3 separate regions of the Mus musculus genome follow, and all the other regions are linked to region 3. Evidence: chromatin loops called from intact Hi-C (ENCODE). Cell type or tissue: left cerebral cortex. All regions are shown on one strand.

What was found. Peaks named below come from ENCODE experiments on the same cell type or tissue, not always from the same donor. Only the 100,000 strongest peaks of a DNase experiment are listed, where the experiment ranks them.
Region 1: it touches region 3 in a loop (2.5-fold over the local background); 7 of 42 quality-filtered maps call a loop at or near these places.
Region 2: it touches region 3 in a loop (2.6-fold over the local background); 6 of 42 quality-filtered maps call a loop at or near these places.

Annotation. Positions count from the first base shown.
Region 1 is chr17:31,006,804-31,014,803 of GRCm38, forward strand. Umodl1 (uromodulin-like 1) reads left to right here. Exons shown (of 22, transcript NM_177465.4): 21 at 1,757-1,962; 22 at 3,001-3,907. The coding sequence ends at 1,938. Among named protein-coding and RNA genes, the nearest start is that of Abcg1, 47 kb to the right of the region's middle. In left cerebral cortex, CTCF peaks have their summits at 4,909 (motif pointing right) and 7,038 (motif pointing right); a DNase peak (open chromatin) is centred at 4,942.
Region 2 is chr17:31,126,973-31,134,972 of GRCm38, forward strand. Tff3 (trefoil factor 3, intestinal) reads right to left here and starts at 2,639. Exons shown (of 3, transcript NM_011575.2): 1 at 2,520-2,639; 2 at 393-539. The coding sequence starts at 2,604. In left cerebral cortex, no CTCF peak of the experiment used is centred here; a DNase peak (open chromatin) is centred at 4,559.
Region 3 is chr17:31,273,306-31,281,305 of GRCm38, forward strand. It overlaps Rsph1 (radial spoke head 1 homolog (Chlamydomonas)), which reads right to left and starts at 3,991. Exons shown (of 9, transcript NM_025290.4): 1 at 3,897-3,991; 2 at 220-333; 3 at 12-117. The coding sequence starts at 3,950. In left cerebral cortex, CTCF peaks have their summits at 3,795 and 4,017; DNase peaks (open chromatin) are centred at 3,472, 3,762, 4,072 and 4,916; H3K4me3 peaks cover 1,530 bases; H3K27ac peaks cover 1,760 bases.

The DNA.
Region 1 (8,000 bases), 270 kb before region 3:
GAAAGTTACATAGTTGCAGCTAGTGGGGTGGTATCCCACCCCAGCATGTCCAGGCAACAATGTTGCCTGTTTGAAGCTCTTTGTCTAAATGGCCCAAAGGGAACCTCAGGACCACCTTGGGCAACTGTGCTGATAGCAACACCTCTCAGGCCACCTCCTAGAAGACAGCACAGTGTCCACTGTAGGGCCTAGAAGTCCCATGGGGAAGGGAAATGGAATTTGAGTGCTAGAGGCTTCCCAGGCTCTTTCTTAGTCGGGCCTTTCAGGTGTACTAAAGGTGGAGGGGATGGGAAGGGTGAGCATAGCTGGGGTCCATCTGTGATCTCTGTTATTGATGACCTCGATAATGTGTCCCTCTCAGACACAAAGCATTTATGGGGCCAGGCCACTGGAGGGCAGGCCAGGGGCTGGCTGGAGGCTTAAATCTTTTTTTCTACAATGTGAGGCATGTGTGTGTGTCTCCAAATGAGGACATTAATGTCCTTCTCTGTCACTCTCTACCTTAGTCTCTTGAGGCAAGGTCACTCACTGCTCCTAGAGCTTTGAGGGCAGCCCGTCCCAGCCATCCTCCTGCCTCCACCCCTACAGTACTAGGAGTCCAGGTCTGTAGCCTTTATTTGGGTCCTGGGAATTTGAATTCGGGCCCTTATGCTTTTTCAGCAAGGGCTCTTTCCCCCTGAGCTGTCTCTCCCAGCCCTGACAGGATGGGAGTATCCATCCTGTCCCACATCCGCCTCTTCCTTGGGCTCCAGCACTAACAGCCTTCTGCCTATCTCTGCTTTGCCTGTTCCAGAGAGTTCTTATGAATGGGTCTCACTAACCATGGTCCCTCTGTGACTCCCTTACACACTCTCCTACATGGCAGTGTGACATCAGAGCTCCTTTTGGTGGCTTGATAATATTCCATTGTATAAGCTGGACACAATGGGGCTCTTGCCCATAGCCCTATCACATGGATGACCAAGGCAGGAGGATTGCTGAGACTGATGTTATACAGTGATATCCCAGGCCAGCTTGTGCTACAATGTGAGGCTGTATCTCAAAAAACCAACCGAATGGGTAAAACCGAACAAACCAGTCCGTTGTGTATCCTGGTCACAGCTGGCCCGTCCATTCGCATACTGATGGATGTTGGGGCCATGTTTCACTCCTTCTGACTACACTGTTCTGATCGTGGCATTCAAACAACCATTAAAAGATCCCCCCCCCCTCCATTCTCTGGGGTCTACAATCTCCCGGACTTGGCTGTTAATCTGGCTTGGGGCAGGTCCTGGCCTCTGATGTGGGTGGTAACCCCATACACACTCCGTACCCCAACCCCCATGTTTCCCCATGAGGAGCTGACTGGCTCTCTAGCTGCGAGGGGACCACAGAGCTCTACCTCTGGGTAGACCCTTGCATGCTGAGCTGCTCTCGTTGGATGGGGGTCCCGTGCCTCCCTTGCTGATCCGCACATACATGCAGGCCTTTGCCTTGAGGGCCTCAAACCAAATTCCAAGCAAGCTGCTCAGAAATTGGGATTGAGCACCTTAGATCCCCTGCACCCCACCCATCTACCCCTACCCCCACCCCCACCCATCTACCCCTACCCCCACCCCCACCCATCTACCCCTACCCCCACCCCCACCCCCACCCCCACAATCTTTTGCTTCGCACTTTCTGGGCCAGGTGCCAACCATAGATGCATAATTCCCCTGACCCTGACACCTCTCTTACCCTGAAACCTCTCTTACCCTGGTACCTATCTCACCCACAGGTGCACAGGCATGTACAAAGCCAGTCCTGGGGACCGGTTACATCATTCTCCTAGCGGCAGCTGCACTTCTGGTAGTGGCAGGGGCCACAACCCTTCTGATCTTGCGTTACCAGAGAGTAAGGCAGAAATACAATCTTCGGATCCAGACCGACGACTTCAGCTACCAGGTGTTCTCTCAATAGAAGACCCAACTGACCAGGAGATGGGTAAGAGTGAGCATGTCTGATGCCACGTCCTGCCTCTATTGTCCCTGGAGATGGCAGAGTGGGCTTGGCAAATGGGGTAGATCTGTAACTGACAAACCTCTCCTTCCCCCAGAGTGGCTGAGAACTGTCAGAAAGGGAGCAGGGACCATTTGTAGGTCAGCAAAGAGTTCTGCCATTTACACCATGGTCTCAGGTAGCCAGCGGTGGTACAGTGACCCTGGTACCCAAAGATGGCTTCCAGCCTCATCTCCTATGTCCTCTGGGACAGTCCTTCATGACACAGGAATCCAGCTGGGTCCATTGTGCCACCACAATGCTCTGGCCAGCATTGATGAGTTAAATTGAAGGTCTTCGGTTGTGAAGTTGTCAGTCACTCTGGTGTTTAGGGGAGTCTAGTTTGCTCCCACAGAGGGCAGTGTCTGCATATAGACCACACACTTCCCCCTAGATGCTTCAAACTACCTCTTGCTGAAGTAAGAGACCTCACCCAGTGGCCATGCTACAAAATCACCAGAAAAGTCTGCCTGTGTTTGGAGCAGACAACTTAAGATTCTTTTTTATTCATTTATTTGAATGCTGTGTGTGTGTGTCAGGGGAGTGGGGATCAGAAGACCATATGCAGGAATCGGTTTTTCTCCTTCCACCATGCGGGGTCCAGGGATTGAACTCCAGTCATCGGGCTTAGTGACAAGTGCCTTTACCCGCTGAGCTAACTCACCAGATTCAGGGACACTTGCTTTTGGTTTGTTTTGTTTTTAAGATTTATTTTATCCATATGAATGCTCCATCTGCACACATGCCTGGTGCCTGGGGAAGTGGTGAGCTTCCATGTGGGTGCTGGGAATTGAACCCAGGTCCTTTACAAGGAAAGTGAGTGCTCTTAACCACTGAGTCAACTCTCCAGCTTCCATTTAAAAAAAAGCGCTTTAATTTCTGATTGGTGGATCTATGGCTGCAGAGTCTGAGGACATGGAGGGCCCCCTCTGTGAACTCCTTTCCCTCCTGTGGACTGATCCTGTAACTGCCTTCCTCACACAGAGCACCCTGTAAATAACATCCAGTGGCTAATTCATCGAACATTGACGGGAGTCCAACTCTGTATAGTGCCGTGCCAGCACTTGAGGACGAGACCCTTCGATGACAGCAAACCTCTGTCTGCCCCCAAGATCCTGAAGACACAGAGTACCACCCACCAGGCTGGTGATGGGCCTGCTGAAGCTGTGGGCAGAGCCCTGGAGTGGCCTTCATCCTCAAACCCAGCACAAACATGGCCCCACTTACCACAGCCTTCCAAGCTTTGACATCCAAGCTGCTCTGTGACTCCTGTTCTCTGACAATGACATCCTCACAGACATTTCCCATGATGCTCGTTCACGAATGGATCCCTCCGATAAACTCTCCGAGGGTGGTTTTCCATGAACAAACACTAACTCAGCTCTCCTTATCAGCATGAGTCTCATAGTTGCCTGGCAGTGACTCAGGACAACCTAGGTGAAACCGGAACGCTTTCTAACGAGTCGCAGTCATATGATGTGTATGTAACACCTCTTGCATGTTTCCCAGCACATCCATGGACATTTTTCATGTAATTCCATGGAGAGAAGGTGTGATTTTTTCCCCCCACTCTATCACAAGGAATCAGGGAAGAGGTGGGGGAGGTGCGTACCATGCTAACAGGTCCTCTACTTTGTTGATTTGAAAGATGGCCATTGGTTACATAGTTATCACCTGAGACAATAGTGTTCTCCCTAGGGAATATAAAAGCATAACAGGGTTGTAGCATTTAATTAATGTGCTTGCTTATGTTGAATGTGACTGTCACTTATACAGATCATCTGGGGGAAACGAGTCTTTCGATTTTTTGCATATTCTTGCGGGTAAGAATGACAACCGGGAGTCTGTGTGGCTAGCCACCTTTGAGCAATAAATTTTTCCTGGCACTGAAGTGGTTTGCCATGTTGCTTCCTCCCGTGTGGTTCAGTTCATGTAGCAGGCCATCCCTGGGCACTGATTCTTTGCCAGACACTCCAGGGAGATGCTGAGGTGGGGCTCCCCACCCCCCAACCCCACCTCTGTGTCATCTATCTCTTCTGACATCAGCCTGGCATCTTCCACTGACTATTATTGAGAAAAATAAAATCTCAGAAAACCCAGGTACTGAGCCCAAGACCAGGCAGCTCTCTCACACTTCGCCTCAGTCACACAGTCTCAATGACAGGCTGTGCCAGCTGTGAGGACAAACTTCAGGGTTCTGGAGACTCCAGTCCATAGATAGTCATGTCTCCTGTTGGTGGAGGAGGATGGCAGACATTTCCTCACAGAGCGCTCACCATGGCCTCTGGGGGGTGACTCTCACTTTATAGCTCAGGATCTGAACTTATCAGTTAGGCAAGTTTTATAAAGTATGTCAAGGAACCAGAATTAGAACCAAACCCATCCACTGTCAAATGGAACAACTGATCCATTGTAAAGTCTACCTCTACCTCCTGAGGAACAGGGTGGGGACGGGGGACCTCGTGGGTTTCAGAATATACCTGGGAAGTCCAGATGTTCCACAGAGTGGTCATCCTTTTCCTGCTGTGGTTCTGCCTGGGCCCCTGGAAGGCCTTACCTTGGCCCTGATCTTCCTGACACAGAATCTGTCTGGGTGTGAAATGAGACACAACAGAAATCGGATTGAGGTCCGGGTCTGATGGAGGAGGGTCTGTTTGTGCTAGAGGGTGTGGTGGAGGAAGGGCTGTTGGAGAAGGAAACCTGTTGGAGGTGGAGAGGCTGTTAAAAGAGGTCTGTGGGAGGTAGAAGGTCTAATGGGGGAAGATGTGATGGAGGAAAGGTCTGATAGAGGAGGGCCCCACAGAGATGAAGGTCTGATGAAAGTGTGCTCTGATGGGAGGTGGCTCTGACCCACTACCTGATCCAACCTGCAGCTCTCCAGTATTGCCACTAGATGGCGCGCTGAGCCAAGCCTGGATCCAGGGTAACATGAACCCTTGTGTTTTTGAAGCAAACAGGGCTCTGGCTTCTCTTCTTTGCTGGATTTGAGTCTCCTGCCCTTAAGCAAAGACGAATCTGAAGGTTTTCTGTAGGCACAGGGCCTTAGAGGTGACGCTAGGCTTTGAAAGTCAGTCGGCCCCCTGTAGTTCTCTTCATCACTCTGACTTACAGGAAGTGCAGGATGGCGTGTGTGGGGAAGGTGCAGCAGCAACATCCACTTCACAGCAACATCTGCTTTACTCAGACATTTTTGAGAAAACAGTCCCTTTCTTTCCCCCTCCCCTCTCCATTTAGGAGGAAAAGGTGGTTGGGGAAGATTGCTAGGGTTCTTTCATCTTTCTGTCAGGTGCACCAGGGGCGTCCAATCCAACCCTGGCCACAATGACTCTTCTTACTTAATCTGCAAAGTGAAATCGTGGCTGCTGCAAGCAGGAGCTTCCACCTCCAGGAGCCTTGGGCAGGCATGTGGGTATCAGGGCAGGAGCTGGGGCTGGAGCCTGAAATGGAAACTTAAGGGTTCTTTGAAAACTCTGTCGTGTTGGATGGTGTTTTTTTTTGTTGTTGTTGTTGCTGTTGTTTTTTGGGTTTTTTGTTGTTGTTTTTTGTTTTGCTGGGGCAAACACATGAAGGAATGTTTCGCTGAAGCAGACACAGAGGAAAGGATGTTCTGCTAAAGCAAGCACGTAAGAGGACACATGATGAAGGATTCTTTGCTAACGGCACACATGTATTGGTTCACCTTACATTGCAAAATTGAGCTGTATTTGTCGGGACTCCATAGAGAGAAATGCAGCAAAAAAAAAAAAAAAAAAAAAAAAAAAAAAAAAAAAAAAAAAAAAAAAAAAAACTTCTGGTGGTGTGCTGCGGTTTCTTGTTGCTTCCATGGACTCAGGCTGATTGGCAGAGTGATGTCAGCTAAGACAGACTCACGTACTGAGGCAAGACATAGGGAGGACCCGTGGAGACCCCGTGATGTTTGGAGGGAGCATCAAGAGATTCCAACAGACTATAATGGAGGCTGAGCTTGGCTGGCCTGTAGAGCTAGCTGGACAATGTCTGCTGGTCTCATGTCTTCTCTGATCTTCACTTCTCTGAGACGCTCAGCCAGAACTTTTCCTGGCATTCCTGTTGGCTCTGGTCCCTCCTGATGACTTGGGCAGAGACTGAGGTCTGGCTGTTTTGCTAGGTAGTGCTGTTGCCACTGCTAATTCGTGTTTGTTAACCCAACTCTACCAAACTGGACTGCTGGTGTATCCGTGAAGTGTATGCGAGTGGATCAAACTGCTGCTGCTGACCTGTGAAGTGAATACTGATTTCCTTACAATGCAGATGGGATTTGCTCCAAAGAACCATTTCTAAACAGGTCTACTCCCCCCACACACCCAATACCCTTTCTTTTCTGCTGCCTCTGGCAGATGATGGGCTAGAAGGGAGGTTAAAGCATTTAAGAACCATCATTAAAAGTAGGCTTAAAAGAAAACTAAAGTTATAGGAGCCCTGGCCGAGGATGTCACCAGAGCAGCTGGAGTGGCCTCTGGCTCCCCATGCTAAGTTTTGGAGCTGCTTCAGGTGAGGAAGTAGCCACTTGACTTTCCAGCAGTGCCTATAATCGAGTTAACCTTACAGAAGTCGCTGGCTTCCCCCTGGGAGCCCTCCTTTTTGCGCCTTTTTTTCTTTCTGTCTATTGAACTATCTAGATGCTTGCTATTGATCTCGGCTCCCAGCAGCCCATGGGATTTCTTGGCGATAAATCTTATTTCTAATGACACCCAGGTTCCCTAAGGAGCTGAGCAGCTATTATAGAAGTCAGATCCAGGGAATGGCTCATGGATCTCTTTCTCCAGAGTGGGCACCATTACTAATCCAGATTCACCAGAGCAGTATGGCTCCCCTCTGTGCAGGTATGTACGACCTGTCCCATCCCTTCCCACTGTCACTGATGGTCACAGAGATGCGTGTCCATTAAGCCACAAAGGGTCTTCCTCAGAGCAGAAGGACCGGAGTACTCTGGACTGTCTCAGATTTCAGTTCCTGTCTGGAAGTACACTCTAGCTGTCTTCAGACACACCAGAAGATGGCATCGGAGCCCATTACAGATGGTTGGGAATTGAACTCAGGATCTCTAGAAGAGCAGTCGGTGCTCTTAACTGCTGAGCCATCTCTCCAGCCTGCTAATTCAACTCTTGCTGGTAAAGAATGTACGAGATGGAGACCAGGAAAGAGGGGGCCACAAAATCAAAGTCGCCATCTCAGCTCTACCTTGTTCTGGCCACCAGTCTGGTGTTGACTGCTGCCCAATCAGGCATTTTTTTTTCCTCCCAGGAAGCTGCTGAGCACAAACATGTGCATGTGTGTGCTTATACACACGTACGTGCATGCACACACATACCACACACACACACACACACACACTTACACACACATGCACACGCACACAATCACAGACACGCATGCACACAAACACACCAGCACTCGCACATGCGCACGTGCATGCACACACACAAACACACACAAAGTGCACGCGCATGCGCACACACACATGCACATATGAAATAACCAACTTCTCGGGCTGGTGAGATGGCTCAGTGGGTAAGAGCACCCGACTGCTCTTCCGAAGATCCGAAGTTCAAATCCCAGCAACCACATGGTGGCTCACAACCACCCGTAATGAGATCTGATGCCCTCTTCTGGTGTGTCTGAAGACAGCTACAGTGTACTTACATATAATAAGTAAATAAATAAATAAATAAATAAACAAATAAATCTTTAAAAAAAAAAAAAAAAAAAAAAGAAATAACCAACTTCTCAAGAAAATATAGACTCCGCCAAGATTACTTTTCAGAGGTACTTCATTTTCCTTAAATAAGTTCAACTTAGGAGTATTTATTTATTTATTTATTTATCATACATCTGGGAATTTTCAAATCACATTCCAAGGGGCCCTTGTTGCATGTTTGACCAAACTCTGGCCAGGAAAGCCTCATCAACCATCCTGGTAATTAAATTCCCCTCAGACCTTTTTAAAACCAAGTTTACAAATTTAA
Region 2 (8,000 bases), 150 kb before region 3:
TTACTCAAACAGGATCTCTCACTGGTTGGGAACTTGACAATTAGGCTAGGCTAGCTGACCAGCAAGCCCCAGGGATCTGCCTGTCTCTGCCTCCCCAGCAAGGAGGGTCCAAGCATGGCCACCACACCTGGCTTTTTTGACATGGTTTTGTGAATCAAACTCACGTCCTCATGCTTATGTGAGAAGCATCTCACTGACCCTGTGTCATCACCCTGGCCCTCAGAACACAGTTATGTATTTTGTAGAAAGTGCCAGCCACTGCCACCAGCTGCCCTGGGCACAACACCCCTGATATGAGGTGTCACCAAGGAATACTGGTGATACTATTGTCCCGCTGGGGCTCAGCCACATGGAAGGGCAGGGCCACCCTGGGCACCACCGGCTGGCCTTACCTGTCTCCTGCAGAGGTTTGAAGCACCAGGGCACATTTGGGATACTGGAGTCAAAGCAGCAGCCACGGTTGTTACACTGCTCCGATGTGACAGAGGGGTAGCCACAGTCCACTCTGACATTTGCCGGCACCATACATTGGCTTGGAGCTGTCCAAATGAAACACAATCAGCTGCCAGACTACTAGTTTGGGGTATTGTCTTGCTTCTTGTGGCACACCCTCAACCATCCCCCCTGGGTTCAGAGGAATGACATGGGGGCATGTCTAAAGGAAAGCAGTCTATTGGGAAATGACGCTTCCTGGAGATCTCCCTGACAGTGGAGGGTGGGAATGTGGAACCCAAATCATCCTGGCTGTCCTTAGTTCCCTCCATTAACACCCTTCACTGCATCTCTAACATCCCTTGGCCATCAGGTGTAACCTTTGGAACATGCAGCCTTAACAGACCCTTAGCTGCCATCAACTCCATAGCTAAGAATGCCACCAGAAACATCCAACTCACGTAGCAGAGCCCCGATGCCCTGCCCTGACACCCCCATCAGAGTACTTGGGAAATGCCTTAACGTATGACCACCTTTGGTTTGTTTAAAAAGCTCTTGCAACCACTTTTGTGGTGGAAGGGGCAGTTTCATGGCCATAGACACTCAAACTTGGCTAAGGATATTTTTGTGTGTGAGAGAGACAGTCTCTCATGTAGCCCAGGCTGACCTTGAACTCCGTGTTCACTCATCAATTTAGAAGTATAGCTGTGGTTTGTATCCTTAGAGATTTGGTCTTTTGAGATTTATTGTAATGCTAAACATAACCCCTTCTCCCCCAAGACCTGGTCATCCCAGAGATGAGAGTCTGCATGTACACCCTGGCTCCAAGTTATTTCTGATTGGTAAATAAAGGTGTCACTAGTCAAGAGACATAGGTAGGTTTTAGGTTTCCAGGGTTTGGGGGTCGGATTGGGACCACGAGGAAGAAGAGTGTGCAAGAGGAGAAAGAGAAGCCACCACAGGGTAGGTGAGTCCTAAAGACTAGCCAATAGGAGTTAAGAGCAGCCTAGATGAAACATAGTGAGTAATAACTCGGGTTATTGGTAGGAAAGTAGATTCTATAGCATAGAGGCTAAGTATCTGCCCAGCTCTTGTGCTATTTAACGCTTATTGTAAATATAAAGGTTGTGTGTGTGTTTTTTTATCCTGGAACTAAATGGTCAAGGCAGAGTAGAAACCCCAGGTCAAAATTAAGTAATTTCTATAATATGCATCCACTGCTGAGTGCTAACCCAAGGATTCTGTCCATTTGCCCAGTGTCCCTCACTGGGTCAGGAGATCAAAAGCAGGTCTAGATACCCAACAGCTGGCAGGGCCCCTGGATTCAGGAAGACTGCATTGCTTCTCCATACGTGATCAGCTAACTGATTTCCCTTAAGTGGAAACCCAACAAACTTCTCTATCTCCCCCACCGAAGCGGATACTACATCGTGCCTCCCATGAGATGGGAGGGGGGAGGGGAGGGAGCTAGGAACCTTTCAAAACTTCAACCCAGCTCCAGCTCCCAGGGGCTTTTATGTAGGTGGCATGGCCCTGGGCAGCAGGGTTCCAAAGCCTGCCAGGGGACCTCTTGTCTTCACCTTGGTCAGGGGTGACCTGGTGACGGTCCTACCCAATGGCTCAGAGTACTTCTCACCTAACACTCTGACCAAGTGCCCAAGGGTTTCTATAAACCGTCTTGAGCTATTGCTTTCTCAACTGTTTCTTTTCTTTTTCTCTACACCTTTGGTTCTGGTAACTTGCCAGGATGCTCAGTGTGTGCTCAGAAATCTCTGGCAAAGAAAGAAATGAGACAGGATGAGCCCCAGCCCTGGTTCCAACCCCGCTGCAGATTCTGAGGAGAGCCGTCCCGAGTATGTCAACTCTCTCTGAGCCTCCATTTACTTGTCTCTGAAGTGGATCAGAAAGAGCCTCTCTGTAGAACTGCCTCAAGAAACCATGTACCTCTTCAGTGGTGATTCATTATTAAATCGATGTACAAGGTACATCCCTGCTTTCAAGCTCACAGAATGCTCTGTGAGCCTAGGTCTTCTGTGTCCCTCACAGAGGTCCCAGCCTAGGACAGAGGGAACCAGCTAGGTACTTACACAGGCCAACGTAATCTGCAGCTATCCCAGAGGACCCAGCAACCAGGACCACCAACAGCATTAGCCAGAGGGCTCTGGTCTCCATGGCAGCAGGCAAGCTTCAGGACCACTGCACAGGATGTGCAAGGTCACAAGGACGGCCCTTTTATAGCCATGTGTTTGCTGGGTTCTGTGGACTCTGGACTCTCTCTCTCCTGTGAGATTTCAGAAGACTCCTCCCCAGTCCTAAGTTGGGGACACAGGGAGGGGGCAGGGAGGGAGGGGAGAGGGCTAGGGAGGAAAACAAGGACCAGGAAGAGGTGGGGACAGCCATGGCAGATCTGTCAATCAATGTGTACACCTAGTCTAGAAGCAGACTCTGTGATGCTGTAAGGCAAGGCCACTGGCTGGACAGAGCCACAGGCTAGGCAGGGACATTTAGTCTCAACCACCTCACCGAGAACAATGAAGAAGACCCTGGGTTACTTTGTCCACATCACCACCAATCTCGTCTGTCACTTGTGAAGGTGGAAACTCTAGCTTTGCACTTTCTCCAGAAAAGCCATTTTTTTTTTATCATTAGCTACACTTTAATAGCTGAAATATTTATTCGATATATTTTAATGAAATATACTTAATAAATATATTTATATATTTATTAAAACAAAATAGATTTTATTACTATAATAAAATATATTTTACTAAAAATAATATATAAATTATATATTTGAAAATATATAATTTAAATACATATAAATATATAAAGATACTAATATATTTGTTTTTTTAAATAAAAAAATATAAAGTCCCCCCTTCCATTCAGAGACATCTATTTTCAGTACCTCTGGTTTCTAGACCTGAGCAGATTTTTAAAAATTTACTTGCTTAATTGTGTGTGTGTGTGTGTGTGTGTGTGTGTGTGTGTACAGGTACCTGCGTGTACCACATGTGTGCATGAGCATGCAGAGTCAGAAAAGACATCAGATCCTCTAGATCTGGAGTTACAGACAGTTGGGAGCCACTGTGTGGTTGCTCGGATTGAGTCAGGGTCTGCTGGAAGAGCAGCCAGTGCTCCTAACCACCCTCCCACACAGATTTTTAACCCAAACAGATACAGATCTTCATCTTTACCGAGTCTGCCTGGCCTTACTCCCAGTAAATGGTCTACACTGGAAACCAGCCTCCAGCAGCTTGTGTGGATGAGGCTGGGGTGAATAGACCTGGCTTCTGAAGGGAGAAGCTGTGGGCTGACAGAGTGCATGCTAACATTACTGCAGCAGCAGGGGCTAGCAGCCATTAGTTAGTTCAGTGCGTCCCACCTCCCAGAAGATAGCTGGTGGTCTGCCTTGCCTGGTCCTCACTGCCTGGCATTGTGGCATCTCATTAGATTGTACAGAGACCACCTGAGAACCCTCTGGTTCTCTCTGGTTCTCAGCACAAAATGGCTTCCACATTGGACAAGTATAAAAGTGGGTACCCAAATGGATGCCCAGAAACCATCCCTCACAGACTGGCCAGCGGAGGCCAGGTCTGTGTGCAGGGTCTGACGGGCATGTCCGAGCCTGCAGGCTGGTTCTAGCATCAGAGATTCAGCCTGAGAAGGGCCTTATCAGAGTAAACATAGCCTGGATCATAGACCAGGCAGTCAGCCTGAAGATACTGGGATCTCATGACACCTGAGGTCAGAGCCTGGGGAGGAGTAAAGAGCCGAAGACAGGAACTGCAACATATGATGAAAGAATCATCAGGACAAAGTGAATTCCGAGTGGGTCTTGAGTCACGGCCACTAGATGACAGAGGGTCACACGGGTATGGCAGTGGTACTGCCTGCTCGGTGACACTCACGAGCATCCCAGCCTTGGCGCAGGTGAAGGCCAGACATGGTTTCACCTCGCCCTTTTCTCAAGTTATCAGTCTCTGTTATCTGAGGCAGCAGTTAGGTAGAGGAGGAAGGCAAAAACCAGGGCTTGTTGCCAGGAATTCCTGCTGGCCACCTGTCACCCGTTGTCCATCTGTGCTAGGCGTGGTCCTCCCTCCCTCCTTGTGAATTCCTCTCTTGCCTCCCAGACTCTTCTGAGTCATCAGGATCTAGATGTGGATGTTTGGAGGAAGTCAAAGATGCGGCTCTGACTCTTTTTAAAGCTTGAAACTATTTTCCCAGAACACCAGAGCCTGTCCGATGTTCCCCTGACAGTGGTGGGTGGCTACTCTCTTAGCACTCAAGACTGGAGACTTGGCTCTATGTGGGAATCACTCTCTGCAGTTAGTAATATGACACATTCACATTTGTCCCTGAAAGACAGGGGCATCCCTGAACCAGGCATGGTGTCTGCTTCCTCCAAACATCCACGTATCCTTAGACCTGTGTCTTTAACATTGTGTCTCAGTCATAAGATGCCATTTTTCTATAAATGATGTCATACTTACTTTGTAAAGACTTTCAGATCCTGTACACAGGTCTGAGTTCATTGGCATCAGGAAACAGTTTTCCAAAATTGTGCTATGCTTAAATATGCTTAAAAGAAACTGCCTGGTACCAGACGTTAGACGTTTGAACCAGCACCAGCTAAGCAAGCCATCCTGGATGGGATGGTCTTTTCTCAGCTTCCGTGAGTTGTTTCTCTGTGGGCCATAAGCACCCAACACAAGAGGCAACTTTGATTTAAGTAGAAGCAGAGCTCAGGAAGGGCTCCTCGCTCAAGGCATAACAGCTGGGCAGGAGAGAATGGAATTAACACCGGTCCTTTCCAAGCTTTGAGACAAAGTGTTTTGTACATTTATTGAGATAGTTGTTAAAATCCAAAGGAACACAATATTCAGAGGGACAGCTTCTGCAACTTTATACTCACAGAAACTAATGTCAAGGGAGGCCAAGAAAGGGGAGAGAAAAATCTCTGTCAATTATTTTGCAAGATGGAATACAGCAATGTATTGTTTGGAGCCTTTTAGGAGGAGGGAGAGATAGATAGATAGATAGATAGGTAGGTAGGTAGGTAGGTAGGTAGATAGATAGATAGATAGATAGATGATAGATAGATAGATAGATAGATAGATAGATAGATAGATAGATAGATAGATAAATGAGATATGTAGATAGGTGGGTAGGTGGGTAGATAGATAGGTAAACAGACAGAATTTTTTTTCTGTCAGGCACATCTTGACAGATCATAGCAGGGTGGACGAAATGGACTCCAAGACCACTGTTATCTTCCTATCTCACCCAGGCACACATATTTGAGGCTCACACTCCTATGTGATCTGAGTGGAACTTAGTGGAACTCTCAATACAAGCAGCCCACCATGGTAACATTGCTTGACCAGGACATTTTCAAGTCTACCAGCATCTCCTGCGGCCATGCTACTATGTATCTCTGCTGTAAATGAGTGTGTCTTTCCCAGTGCGTGTCCTGTGCCATGTCATCCACGTGTTTATGGTGACTTTGGCATGAAGAAGCCTAAATTTCCCCTTCCTTGGCCATTGTGCAACATATGCCTGACTTGGAGAGTCAGGCAATTCCTGGCCAAGAAACAAAAAGAAAAGTGTTCCATTCCCCCAGTGGATTCTGAGGAAAACGGGTTTTTAAAAAAGCAGGTACAACTCTTAAGCTGCTGAAGGAGAGACAAGCAGGGTCTGGAAGGATCACTGGCTGTACTCTGGTGAGTACTTACGCTGACATAGCTATCCATTCTACCAGAGGGAGTTGGTTTTTTGTTTTTGTTTTTGTTTTTTTTTAAAGCTTGGGCAAACTTACCAGGTCTTATTTAAATTGGGGATTAGATTTGCTTTCTATCTGCTCTACAAGAGTGAATTGGGGCGGGGGGGGGGATGTTAAAAAAAAAGAGTGAATTGGTTGGGTCAGTAATAACATATATACAACACCCCTCCCCACAAAATGCTAACTTGGCTGCCAGCCATTGGAGAACATAGCACTATGGGTATATACCATAAATGACATTTCTTCTTTGTAAAAAATGTTACTACATTTAGTTACTTTGTGTGTGTGTGTTCTTATGTGTATTTGTGTTTGTGTGTTTGTGTGGGTGTGTGTGTACACAGGGTGCACGTGGTGGGCCACTAACAACTCAGGAGAGTTGGTTCTTTCCTTCTGCCATGTGGGGTCCTGGACTTTAGGTCTTTGGGCTTAGCAGCAAACACCAATTCCCACACCACAACATCAAGGTCCGTCACAGATTAGCCACATGCCCAGAGCCCTTGTGGCCAACTTGTTTTTAAACATCTTTCGGGGGGCTGGGGGTGGTGGTGGTTACCAGAGAGTTAATATTTGCTAAGTTCCCTCCTACAGCCAGAAATACTATTGAACGAAGAACAGTCAATATTTATTAGTCATCACAGCCTCCAACCAGGTGCCTCGGAAGATACGAACAGAACGAACAGAACCAGTGGCCACTGTTGATAAAAATGCTGGCTGTGGAAGGGCATGCTAAATTCCAACCCCAGGCGGGAATTACCCTGCAAAGTCACTGCCCTATGTCAGCTCGACCTATTGGGAAGGACTGAGCGAGCGAGGTGTCTATTTCACGCATGCGCAGTGGGTTAAAGGGTGCTCTGCAACCCTGGGACTAGCAGATCACTTCATCGGGCAGAGGCAGAGGAGGCTTTGAGCAGAAGTGGAAGCAGCGTGATGGCTAAGAAAAGGAAAGCGACAAGAAACGCCTCTAAGGCATGGGGCATGGGACGATCCAGGGTGCCAAGACACAGAGCTAGATGCTGGAAGAGACCCAAACCAGAAGCATCCTGTTCAAGGAGCATCTGCAGACAGCAGTTGGGGCGTAGTTCGCTCACCTTTGTTTAGAGGGGAAGGGACCATTCCTGCACACCACCTTGTGCTACCACTGGGGTTGATGAATGGAAATGGCCAAGTTGGGCTTTCTTTTCAATTCTATTGACCACTAGTGTGAACAGCAATTAGACGTGACTACTCACTGAATGCATTTGCCACAATGCATAAAAAAAATATATAGGAGTTTTATAACCTGGAAAATTCCCTGGGCTGGAAGTTTCAGAAGGTAACTAGACTCCATAGACTCAGGCAAGACATATCGGTGGCAGGGTGTGTGGTAGAGCCCCGTGGTGAACTGGAGACCAGTGTGCTGCTGCTAGTTATTACGGTTATGACTATCTTGTATAGCAAACTTCACAGGCTTTTAACACTGGGGCCAGTTGGATTCGCCCCACTGTTGCTGGTCAAAGCCCACACTTCACGCCACCGTGGCTTCCTTCCCTAGGCAGAACTTTTGGCCCGGTTGTCCTTGAGTTTCTCTCTGCCCTGTGCCTCTTCTACTGGGGGAAGGTGGGGCTTCTTCCTGCTCACCTCCCTAGTGCCTCACAAGACAGAGAGTAGCCATTGCAGGGGCACAGCGAGCAGAATAAATAAGCTTCGGTAATAAACACTGATGCCCTGGTCTGAAGCACAGCCATCAGAAGTATGTGCCCCAGCTCTGTGCTGTAAGGGCAGACGTTAGTTATCAGTGATCGCCTGA
Region 3 (8,000 bases):
CTTCCTCGTACCTTCATATCTGGATCCATCTGGATAGATAAAGGTGCCTTGGCCGTGCTTTTTATTTTTGACATAGTCTCCGGTGTACCGGGCCCCATTCTTAAATTTGTAAGTCCCCTGAAACACATTGACCAAACAGTTCATGTAAGTCCTGAGTCCCACATGTACTAAAGTGATATTTAATAGAGAAAACCAACTCCCTCCATCATCATTTCTGACCTGGCCATGTCTTTTTCCAAACTCATAGCTTCCTTCATATGTGTCCCCGTTGGGCAGTCGTGCTTTCCCATGTCCGTGTCGTTCTCCCACCTCATTGCGCTCCCCTTCGTACTCCTGGGCAAAAGAAATCAAGCTAATTGTGGCTGCTGTTTGTTCCTGCCAGGCCCATGGCAAGCAGTTTACAGCTATTGTCCCACTGAAGCCTTCCAACCTTGGGCACTGCATGCACCTTTGAGGTTGCGCGCTGGAGAAGCAGGTAGCCAAGCCTGGTGGCCAGAGCCCTGGTCTATGATCTCACACTTAGTGCGGGTGTCCATGGCGGGAGCCTCGCTCCCTTTAGCATCTGAGAGACTGTCACTTATTATGCTAATCCTGACACTGTAAACATGAACCAATATACGGGAAACACTTTGTGAACTGTGTTGTCACAGGAATGCTCATAGAGAGCACACGCAGGTAAAATAGGTCCCTAGACTGCACAGACACCTCCCAAGTCACTTTCTCCAGTCATTCAGGACTTAAAGAGCAAATACCCTTCATAGGTTTCCTGGTCTGTCTGCTGTCTGTAGACAAACTTGACCCAGAGACTAGAAAGATGGCTCAGTGGGTAAGAGCGCTGGCTGGTCTTGAAGAAGGTCCCTGTGCAGTTCTCAGCACCTAAATGGTGGCTCACAACCATCTGTAACTCCAGTTCCAGGGATTTCAATGACCTCTCCTGGCCTCCTCATTCATTGAATGCATGTGATACACAAATGTACAAGCAGAAAAGAAAAAAACCCATACACCCAAAATTTTAAAAATTAATATTTTTTAAAAAACCCAAATGTAAAAATAAACCACTTCTAAACCAATCTGAAATTGCTATGAATCAATCTATCTTGTAAGCTGATTAGACTGGAGATGGATCTCAGTGTTAGTGAAACTGCCTAGCGTGTGTAAGACCCTGGGTTTCACCCCTTCACACACACACGCACAGGCTCAGAGAGAGAGAGAGAGGAGGGAGAAGGGAGAAGGAGAGAGAAAGAGAGAAAAACACACATATATACGCACACACAGAGAACATACATACATACACAGAGAGGCAGAGACAGATACACATACTGACATACACACACATAAAGGTAGAGAGACAGAGACAGAGGGCAATAGAGACAGATACAGAGAAACACAGATACAGACACACACACACACAACTTTTGCAAGGAGTACCACTTGTAGGGGCTGAAGCAGGATTGTGGGATCACTTGAGCCATGGGGTTGAAGGCCACACCTGAGCCACAGAGCCCCAACCCTAAAATCAAGGGAATAAAAAAGTGATACAAGGTTGCAATCCTCCCCTTTTTTCCTATAGTTTTTAAGATGAATGTTTTCTGGCTCAAAATACATGGATGTAGCACATATAATACATACTAAAATGGCCAGAGCATTCAGTAATGACATAACATGGCTAGCTTATAACATCACTCTACATACTTTCAACATAGACAATAACATTAAATATTATTACATATTAAAATATAATGCACGGGGTTGGTACAGGCCATCACGTGGGAAACCTCATAAACAAACCCGTGAGCAGTTTAGCTCAGAAATTCCTGCCTAGAATATAAGTGTTTAACCCTACAAATTTGATCTCAGGGTTGTTCCAAACAACAGTGTGGTGGTTTGAGTGAGGACGCCCCCTATAAGCTCATGTATCTATCTCTGCATTGATTCCCCGTTTGGTGGTAGTTTGGGGAGACTGCTGAACCTTTGGGAGGTAGAGGCTTGCTGGAGGAAGCACATCACTAGGGACGGACTTCCGAGTGTTTGTAGTTTCATACCACTTCCTGTTTGTGCTCTCTGCTCGAATCTGAAGATGTCAGCTCTCAGCTACCTGTTCCTGTCGCCATGTCTGCCCCTGTGCCTGCTTCCTCACCAGGACAGACTCTCACCCCCCTGGAATCATAAGTGCAAATAAACCCTTCCTTCCATGAGCCATGGTGCTTGATCACAGCAATAGAAAGGTAGCTAATACCCACAATGCACAAAGTCACTGCTCCCATCTTGGAGGTCTCCCATTATGGCCAACGCTGAGTCACAGAAGTGGATCCCTACTGCCATCTCAGGGACCTCCCAGTATGCCTAACACTGACTGAGCTGTATGGGTGACTAACAGAGACATTCTTTAAGTTCACCTAAAGGTGGTTTGGTGTCTTGACTACAGGCTTAAACATGTTACAAATCAGTAGGAGCGGGCGGGGAACAAACCGGAAACCCCGATGGAAGACGAGACTGTGTGTAAATCAGATATGTATGAGCAGAAGCAGAGGGTAGATTAATGACCTCTGTGTCTCTCATGAGAGAGTGTGTGTGGATGGTGTATGGTGTGGTTTGTGTGTGTGTGAGGTGTGTGGTATGGTGTGTATGTGTGGTGTGTGTGTGTGGTATGGGGTATGTGTGTGTATGTGTGGTGTGTGTGTGTGTGTGGTGTGTGTGGTATGGGGTATGTGTGTGTATGTGTGGTGTGTGTGTGTGTGTGTGTGTGTGATGTGCAGTAAGGTGGGTATATCCATGACCATGTAGGTGTTTGCTCATGTGAACGTTCATGCTCATCTCTAGAAACCAGAGATTGACATGCAATGTCTTCCTCGAATCTCTCCACCTTATATTTTGAAACCGGTCTCTCACTGAAAGCTGGACACCCCCCCCCCCCCCCCCGTTCAGGTAGGCTGGCCAGCCAGCTCCAGGGATCCTCCTGTGCTAGCTCTTTACATGATAGTGGTATCTGAACTCAGGTCCATGTGGCTCAGCAAGCACTTTACTTGACAGAGCCATCTTCCCCATGGAAGGAGAACCCTAAGAAACCAGGTCTGTCAGATTGGAAAGGAGGCAGCTAAGCCAGGGCGCATGTTGCAAACTTCAGGTGCAATACCAGCCTCCAGCACGGAGACCATGAGGTCTAGATTTCACACTTGAGAGAGTCCTGTTTTTTTGCACTAGCTCCTTGGTGTTGGGAGCAAGGGACTCCAAAGCACTCCTGCATCTTCCCACTGACCAAGCTGCTCCTGCTCATGGATGAAGAAGTTAAGTAGGGAAGCCTGCAAAGAGGTCTGAGCAGGTACCAACACTGCATTACAGAGCATAGGGCTGGGCTCTTCAGTTGATGCTCAAACTCCCGTTTGCTCACACACAGCAGGCCTAGTCCCCACTTTGTCAGCCAGGGCGTGGTCATTCTCGGATTTAAGGATAAACAGCCGGCCCACAATGCACTCACCATGAGAGCACATCCTGGCTATGGGTCCTTTGCCTTCCCTCTGTTGTCTACACTAGGGAAGTGATCCCGATGACTTGGGATGGTTCAGAGACACTGATTCAAGACCTACATGGTGAAACCTTGAGAGCCCGGGCCACCTCAGCACAGTGGTGAGTTGTCAGGAGGCAACCTTCTCTATCCCTTTAACTCATACCCTCTGCCTAGAAATCTTCGCCTTTAATGGGAGGCGGGATGGGAGCGGGGAAGGAGGGTGGAAACTAGACGTCACGGCGTTTCACCTTTCAAGCGACTTCCTGGACTCAGCGCCGCCAGTGTGGCCGGCGTGGTTCTGTCCCCGGCCTTTCGGCCCTTCGGTCCCCACGCCTCCCGCTCCGGAGCTGCGACGTACTCCAGAAGTCCCTCCCTGGTCAAGAGCTCTCACCCCAAGGTCGTTCTCTCCCTCCTCCTCTAACTCCTCAGAGCCCAGGTCCGACATGATCTGGTTTCAGACAGGATCTCAGGAGCAACGTCTCTATCAAGCAGTTACCAGCCACCCCCACGCGCGTCCCGCGTCGTCATGGAGACACTGCCCGCCCCACTTGGCTCTCCGCCTGAAAGAGTGGCGGAAAACGGCTGCAAAAGAAGCGTGGGAGGAGCCAAGAGCTGGAATAGTGTCCTAGCAACTGGAAGGGCATTTCTGCCAATCGCCGCCCAGGACGAGGGGGTGGGCGGGGCCTTGGCAGACTTGGTACCCACGCAGACCTGGCCTCCTAACATGGGCAGTGTCACTGGCCTGGGGAATGTCCTTAGTAGTCTAGTTTGTGGGCTCTACAAGGAACCACCTGAAAAAGCAGACCCGCCATTAGGATGAGAGATGTATCTCAAATCTAGGCCTTGCCTTTCAATCCCTTGGGTCCCCCGTGGATGCAAGGACCCTCCCAGGCTCATCTACACTGAGATGTTTGTGGTCTCTAGATGAGTGTACTCTTGAGTCTTTTCTGTTTCCTGTCAACACGTATACACTGGAGCGATGAATTCTGACCACTCAAACTCATGCTCACTGACCCGGGTCAGGGTTTAACATCTCAAACCAATTCAGGTTACTTTTGAGCTTTCTCTCGCAAAGAACCCACATTCATTCTGCTCTGTCTTCTGGTGCCTGTGGGCTTCCTCTCAAAGGCCCAGCCTGTCATGCCACGCATACAGACCCACTCAGACCCACTTATTCACACTGACTGTCTCTTACAGATAGGTCCCTCCAGTGCCACATTCTACCCTGCAAGGCCCCTCTGGGTCCCCTCCCACCCCTATACTGTCATCCCAGGCTCAGACCTTCCTGCTAAGCTAGACTTTCTGTCCCGGTATCTGGCCTCCTACCCGTCTCACAGTTTTCCTCTGTGCAGAAACCCAAGCACACACAGGCTCCCTCTATGTCCTCAAGATCCCCCCTCCCTGCACTAGCTACATTGCAAACAAACCAAACCGCCCAATCCTCTAGTTCCTACTTCTGGCTTCTGCCTGCTCTAGCCCACCAGCTCCCTGGAATACCTGCTTGCCCACACTTGAAAGCACACCAATACACTTTTTTTTCCTCCCCAAAGATTGGCTAAAGAGCTGTCTCCCCGTGTAATAAAACGTAAAACATAACTTGGGACAGACAATTTAAAATGCTAATGTGCCTTGATGTGTATGCAGTGTTCCAATTCACACACACACACACACACACACACACACACACACACATACCAGGTGCCGATTTCCACAGCCACAGCCACAGCCACAGCCACAGCCACAGCCACACGACCACTGTAATCACTCCTGGGTGCAACCTTTAGAATCTGCTCTTCACACTTCATGTGAACTGTCCTTGTCACTGTGACAATTTTGGTTGTCAACCCAACACACTCGGGAAGAAGGGATCTCAATCGAGGAATTGTGTCCTGGTCTGTGAGAATGTCTGTGGTGGGTATTGCTCATTGGTGGAGGAGAACCCAGCCCACTGTGGGCGGCACCATCTCTAGGATGTGTAAGCAAGCCAGAGGGCATGAGCCAGTAGGTAGTGCTCCTCTTAGGTCTTCAGCCCGTAAGCCAAATAAGCCATCCCTGCCCCTGAGTTGCTTTGGTCCATGCTATTTTACCATAGCAACAGGAAGGCAAGGTAAAACTGTCACTGTGATGTATGGTAGGTAACCAAACTGTCCTCACTAGGTTTTATACATGAGCTAGTGTGCCCTCTGACCAACATCCCTGTAAGTTTGACCTGTTACATCCCACAGCAGCTGGGGTTTAAATGTCTCCTACAGAATGCCAGGTGCTGTTGGTAGATGCCAGCGGCTTTTCCACCACTGAGCAAATCACACAAGGCCACAGCTTAGCTAATGGTTATGGAGGTTTTAGTCCTGGGTAACTGGCTCTACCACTTTGAGACTTCTGTCAGCATGATGAGAACCCTGGTCATGAGGTCTGCCTCTGGGTCAGAATACTTACTTGCATTAAGAGCAAAAACATAGTGTATATACAGAGACATGGGGAAATGAATTAAATATTCTTATCCTGAACTGTGGAGAGAGAAAAATTCTCAATTTCTCTGCATCTGCCCCCACGACAGAGTTTCCATCTCCAAAAAAGGACAAGGAAATCTGCGTATGTAGATACAGCCATGGGTCCATGTCATTAGAACTGAAAGATGAGTCGTTATCCTGAGAGTCTCTGCTCTAGCACCAGGGTTCCAGTGTGTGGTCTGTCCTCACGCAGCACAGAATGTCCTGGAGAAACTCAAACCCTCAAATCCAGTCACCTCTGTCACATCTGTCACCTCTGCATACCATGTCACCGTGGGAATGAGTGACTCAGGAGCCCCTTTTAGAGCGTGTCCCAGTGATCTGACTTCCTTCATTCCCTACTCGTGCCACAGGTCAGTGACCTAGCATATGAGCCCTTGGGAAACCCTTCCAAACCATGCCAGTGGTGCTGAGGTGAGGCCTTTGCAAAGCGATGAGGCCGTGAGGCCGCACATCTCTTCAGGGCATCCAGACCGTTACACGGGAGGCCCCCTGAAGCACACTTCCTATTAATCTGCCCTCTGCCAGCCATCAGAGGACACATGATTTGTCCTCTGGTCTTGCGTCTTTCTCCATGTGAAGACAGCTAAAAGACCACCATGGGAAGGCTGAGATAGAAATAGGATGAGGGTTGGATCTTTCAGTATCACAACAGAATATACATTTCTATGAGAAACTTAAACCATCCTAACTAGAACAAGCAAAGGCTGTTTATTCTGAGTTCTGTGGCAAGGGAGTCAGCAGCCATCACCTGTATTCAGGAGAGGAAAAGGACAGAGTCAGAGGGTCCCTAGTAGAGAGAAGGGTTCCCAAAGATTACCTATTAGCCAGTGTATGTATTTGGCTCTCTTGGTCGGTCCTAGTATTTTTTTTAAGATTTTATTTATTTATGTATTTTATGTATATGATTTTTGTCTGCATGTACATCTGCACACCACCGAACAGCATCAGACAGTTGTGAGGGCCACGTGGGTGCTGGGAATCAAACTCAGGAGTGTTCCTAACTGCTGAGCCATTTCTCCAGCCTCCCCTCCCCCGATGATCATAGTTTAAAATGAGGATAAAAATGAAGAAAGCTGCCCGCTATTAATCAAGTGTAGGTCGTTGTGGCTGTTACAAGAGTTATCAGACAGTGTCTGGTTTGTTTGTTTTTTGAGATAGGGTAGCCACGCTGACCAAAATCTTGCTCTGTAGTTGACCTCGAACTCCTCATCTTTCTGCCTCCAGCCTCCAAACTCTGTATCCAGAGTTTATATCCTCCAGGTTTGTATCCAGCCTCTTATGTGGTTTTGCAAACTGTAATTTATATGAACTCAAAACAATTTACTGTGCTCTCTGCTGCTTTTGAAAGGCAACACTTTAAGCAGTGAAAACACAGTCATCTTATCCTGTTAATCTAAGTTCATCTAAAAGTCTGCTCCAATTGGGAAGGAAGCAGACTACAAAGTTAAGCAGCACTTGATGAAAACATTAACGACTGAAGGTCACCTTAGAAGTCTGGGCTCCTGTTGCTGGTTTTACTTTGAAGCAAACTTCAGGAACTCCCCCACTCTCCAGCCTCAGTTTCCCTCTTCTTAAACTAGAGTTAATAAGCTTTCGGGGTTAGGGGTGGGGTTAGAGATGATGCCTGGTCAGTGTTGTTTATTATAATAACTGGAAGATAAAAGCGATAAAGAGATACAATGATGCTCACAGCAGCCTGGTCCCCTTACTGTGCTGCATGGCTGCTGGGCTCAGCCAATGTGGACTTTCCAGAGCACACAGTGCCTATTCTCTTCTCAAACAGGATCCCTCCTCCAGAAGGCTGAATCCTCAGGCCCAAACACTGACTGAATACACAAGTCACAAGCAATTAACATTCAAGGCCCTGAAATTACAGGTTTGGTTTTTTGTTTGTTTGTTTGTTTGTTTTGGGTTTTGTTTTTTGTTTTTTCTTTTGTTTTGTTTTTTGAGGCAGGGTTTCTCTGTGTAGCCCTGGATGTCCT